2 separate regions of the Mus musculus genome follow, and region 2 is linked to region 1. A link is a loop called in an ENCODE intact Hi-C map of the cell type or tissue named here. Cell type or tissue: heart. All regions are shown on one strand. Region 1 holds the start of Bdh2 (3-hydroxybutyrate dehydrogenase, type 2). Region 2 has its middle 22 kb from the start of Nfkb1.

Region 1 (2,500 bases):
TGATGACCCCCACTCTGTGATCCAATCATGCGCACATGCTGGGTAACAGGATCTGGCTTCATGGCGTCTCCCCAATTCTGATGCAGTACGCTTTGCTTTGCTTTTTACCAGTAGCACGCAGAGAGAAATTTCACTTAGAGTGTGGTAGGAGTTGAGAGAAAGCTAACTTGTGCTTTTAGGAAGGGATGAGCCGTCCCTGCCTCCCCCGACCCTGAGTACAGCATAAGAAACTCACAGTCCAGGGCCTTCACTAAGGGACCCTGGGTATTCGCCCACCAAAGCCCTGGTTCTCAACCGTCCTAATGCAGCGACACTTTAACGCAGTTCTTCATGTTGTGGTGACCCATATTTTTGTTGCTACTTCACAACTGTAATTTTGGTGCTGTTATGAACCATAATGTAAACACCTGACATTCAGAATATCTAATTAGATAGAACCTAGGCGTGGGGGTCGCGACCCACAGGTTGAGAATCAGTGAAGGCACCTGCTCAGTGCTCTCTTAAGCACCTCCATGACCCCCGAGACCACCCAGAAGCAACCAGGCACAAAATTTAGTTTCTGTTTACTTCTAAACCTTTCTCCAGCTGACCTCCAAGCAGTCTCAAGGCAACATGGGTTTTTTTGTTTTTTTGTTTTTGTTTTTTTTTTGGGGAGGGGGGGTAACAGGGTGGGGTTTAGAGTGGGAATACGTCCAGAAATTGTAAACTTAACCCACTCTTAACATAATGACTTTCCTACTTCTAAAGATTGTACTAAAACCCTAAATTTCTTTTTACTAGAAAAAGGCTCAGAGTATTTTCTGGAATTCCAAATATTTTCACGAGCCAGTTTACTTAGGACAGATACTGGAACAGTTGTCTTTCTTTGGCTATTTTCAAACTCTAATAAATACAAGAGGATTCCCAACTCCCACACTAACTGAAGATGCATCTTCAACTCGGCGATATGGAGAAGATGGCAACACAAGCTACAACTCTCAGTCCCCAAAAGTTTTGTCGAAAGTGATTAGAAAAAAATATCTTACTTTAGAAGAGTGAGTCCACACAGTCCTCCAGATTCCTTCAGGAGACAAACTTCAGATCTCTGCGCAGGAGAAGTCACATGCTGATTAATGCACGCTGGGAGGTGGAGTTCAGGTCCCCTCCGAGTCCTTTTGCTAATGCCTGTTAAGTAAGCTTTTAAGAAGTGTTTGCCACAGCCGTGCACTTTAGATGTGTCCATGCTGCCATCTAGTGATCAGAACGTGGAACTGTGAACGCCAAACAAAGGCCTGTCTTTTGTTTGTGCAAGTTACTTAGCAGGCCAGATCCAATGGCCAGGAAGGTGGAAGGCTGCTGGAAAACACACAAGGGACCCGAGGCACTAAATACTCTGGTCTTCCTAGCTCTTAACCCAGATTGCTTTGAGCGGGGAAAAGAAAACTTCCTTGGGGCTAAAGTCTTGTTTCTGACGTTAATCCCTCAGCTGCAGAATGCTGGCATCCTGAGTGCACTGGGCCTGAGCCGAGGAGCACACCCAGCTAGGATGGGAATCTTGAAATGAACAGAGCAAAATATCATGCAATCAAGTTGGTTGAAGACTACAGGAGCCACGAGGAAAGGGCTAGGTCTTGGCTGGGTCGGAGACTTGTGAGTTAACCTGGCTAGTGTCACAGTGATCATGGAGGTCATGTGTGAATGTCCTGCATAAATCCAGGGGCTCGACACATTTGGCACACTTTGCCATGGGCTCTGGCACTGCAAAGGCTACAAAACAAAGCTATCAGATTGCGAGCCTCCTTTGTCACCTGGGCTGGCCAGCCATGCAGGTCTGCTGGGGACGCAGGCTGTACTTTCTGAGGGCTTCCTTCTTGAAGAGAAAAGTGATGCCTCCCAGAAGGTTCTGGGTTCTGCTCCTCTTTCTGAGTGGCTCCTAAAGTGTGGGTTTCACAGTCAGTCAGTTGGATGCACGTGGGTTGGACGGAGCAGAGCAAGACAGAGAGCTGGTCCTTTAAGGCAGGCACAGGGTGGCTTCCTGTGCTGCTCAGTGTGTGGGTGCTTTCTGTTCCTCCCTCAAGCTCCTGCCTCAGGCCCTGGCTTCAGTCTCTAGCACGGTATAAAGCCCAGAGTGCTAGCACCGAGCACAAATAGATGTAAGAGCATCACAAAGTTTGCTTAGAACTTCACAGCCAGCCTGGACTACAGAAGACCCTTATTCAGAACAGCTGACCCCCTCAAAGGGGAAAAAAGAGCCCAGTTTAAAAATAAAAAGACATAAATCCTATGTCTCCCTGAAATAGCTGAGTAAGCAGGACCTGTAAACTGGCCAACCTACAGCGTTCTTATATGGAGGAGAAGGAAACAGCGGCTCTGCGTTCTTATATGGAGGAGAAGGAAACAGCGGCTCTGCCAGGGTGGTGAGGAGGGGACATGGTGTGCAGGTGAAGCCCAGCGTCTGCCACACACCTGCAGGATAAACGGCAGCTTATTACAGCAGACACTTCTGTGTGTGCTCCTTGCT
Region 2 (2,500 bases), 430 kb before region 1:
CTCCCTAGCAGACATGACACACGTGTCTTGCTTACCGTGGAGCCCTGAATGATCATTTAGTCTCAGCATCCTGAGCAGCCGTGAGTTTCTATATTCACCACTGTTCATTGCAAAGAGAAGCATCTCCAATTAAGGCTAAAAGTAGCATTTGTTTACGGGATGAGCTTAAATATTTAGGGGGTGTTTGGTGCTGTATCAGTTTAGCTAAACAGCAATAGGGAATTCAACATTCCTCACACACTCCTTGCTGAGGCTACAGATGCTGGTCTCTGATCTAGACTCTGGTCAATACCTTATACAAAGTACATATATGCTTACCACAATGTCTGTATCCATGCATAAGTTCAAACACCATTTCATATGTTAAACTGAAGACTCAGACATTAAAGAAGGCTAGAAACGCATTATCCATACTGACATTTCTAAGTGTATTGTATGCCAGGCCTTATCACTCAGTGATAACTAAAGCTCCAAAGGACCCCATTCTGGGCCACCCTAGTTTTTGACTCTTCTCCCTCCCAAGAGAACAGCAGGCATAAGAATTAAAAAGAATTTCCCGTATTTACAATTCAAAAGAAATCAACCATGTTCCTTGCCTTTTTTTTTCTTGATGTACTTTCCTAGGAACTCTGCAGTTCAGACCTTTACATTTTGAAAACAACTGGCAACTTCACCCAGTGAAGTGACATTGGTCTATTTTGTGTGAGCTAGTAAGAAAGTTTTAAAAGTGTTCATACACATGGCATAGTTTGTGAATGGAGTTAGATCATTTTAATTAAAATTAAAACAAATATGCACAGTAATGAATCAGCAAACTTTTCACCAAATTTGAACATAGCATGGCTGTATGGATGACAGGGCTTTTGTCTGCATCAAAAAAGTAGTCTCTCTCTCTCTGTCTCTCTCCGTCTCTGTCTCTCTCTGTCTCTCTGTCTCTCTCTGTCTCTCTGTCTCTCTCTGTCTCTCTGTCTCTCTCTCTCTGTCTCTGTCTGTCTCTCTCTGTCTCTCTCTGTCTGTCTCTCTCTGTCTCTGTCTCTCTCTGTCTCTGTCTCTCTCTGTCTCTCTCTCTCTGTCTCTCTCTCTCTCTCTCTCTCTTCTCTCGTGTGCATCAGCTAGTGTTCTAGCAGCATATTAAAATGACAACAAAATCACCAGCGAGTTTCAAATTCCATCAGATTGGACTTTCCAGTGACCCTTAACTGGATGAGTACAAACAGGAACGGAGAGCAAATATCTGAAAAGCATATTCACAAATAGCATCTGAATAAATTTCATTAAGCAGAGCTCACCTCTTCAAACAATACCAGGAGGGGGCAGCATATATTGTAGCTTGCAGAACTGGATCAAAGCACAGGTTCTTAGGAAAAAGTCAGATGCAGAGCCGGAAGCCAGGTGACACAGGGAAGCCATCAGAAGATATCAACTTTCAGGGATATGCAGAAGTCACTGCCGTTTGCAGAGAGAGAGAGAGAGAGAGAGAGAGAGAGAGGGAGGGAGGGAGGGAGGGAGGGAGGGAGGGAGGGAGGGAGGGAGGGAGGGAGGGAGGGAGGGAGGGAGAGAGTCACAAGGAGAGACCTAGACTCTTGTTGTGGTATGGATGACTAAAGTATAACCATGGAAATGTATCCACAAACAACTGGCTTCACACATACTTGTCAGAGGCTTGCCATCTGCAGAGTGGGAACACTTAGTAAATAATACTTCCTTTTCTTAACTCATTCCCCTAAGGAGAAATCTTTGTCCTGGCACAGTTGTTTCCTGGCCACCCCCTGAAAGTTCTAATTTTAATTACCTTACTTTTCTCATAGGAAAAAAGAAGCACATTTTAAAGGCACTTACCATAAATACCTGGGAAGAGATCTCAGACAAATCTGTCAGGGAAGTGATCAAAAATGCAGCCATTCTTGGACCTGAAACAACTCTTAGCTCAGCAGAGGAGAGCACATGCTGCTCTTTTTAATTTAAAGATTTATTTATTTATTTTATGTATATGAGTACACTGTAGCTGGTTGTAAGCCTTCCTGTGGTTGTTGGGAATTGAATTTTTAGGACCTCTGCTTGCTCCAGTCTGACCAACTCCGCTCTCACTCAGTCCTTGCTCGCTCTCACTCAGTCCTTGCTCGCTCCGGACCAAAGATTTATTTATTATTATACATAAGTACACTGTAGCTGACTTCAGATGCACCAGAAGAGGGCATCAGATCTCATTATGGGTGGTGTGTGAGCCACCATGTGGTTGCTGGGATTTGAACTCAGGACCTTCGGAAGAGCAGTCAGAACGCTTACCCGCTGAGCCATCTCTCCAGCCCTTGCATGTGCTGCTCTTACAGAGGACTCTGGTTGGATTCCCAGAAACACATGGCAGCTCGCAACCATCTGTAACTCCAGTTCAAGTGGATTTGATGTCCTCTTCTGACCTGCTCGGGGATCACACACCCATGTGGTGGGTATACATGCATGCAGACAAAACCCTCATACACATAAAATAGTGAAGTAAATA

What was found. A loop is a pair of places that touch in the nucleus more often than their neighbours do. Peaks named below come from ENCODE experiments on the same cell type or tissue, not always from the same donor. Only the 100,000 strongest peaks of a DNase experiment are listed, where the experiment ranks them.
Region 2: it touches region 1 in a loop (4-fold over the local background); 18 of 42 quality-filtered maps call a loop at or near these places.

What each region holds. Positions count from the first base shown.
Region 1 is chr3:135,279,894-135,282,393 of GRCm38, reverse strand. It overlaps Bdh2 (3-hydroxybutyrate dehydrogenase, type 2), which reads right to left and starts at 1,173. Exons shown (of 10, transcript NM_001172055.1): 1 at 1,026-1,173. In heart, a CTCF peak has its summit at 1,231 (motif pointing left); a DNase peak (open chromatin) is centred at 1,233; H3K4me3 peaks cover 264 bases; H3K27ac peaks cover 983 bases.
Region 2 is chr3:135,712,564-135,715,063 of GRCm38, reverse strand. No RefSeq gene overlaps it. Among named protein-coding and RNA genes, the nearest start is that of Nfkb1, 22 kb to the right of the region's middle. In heart, a CTCF peak has its summit at 1,295 (motif pointing right); no DNase peak of the experiment used is centred here.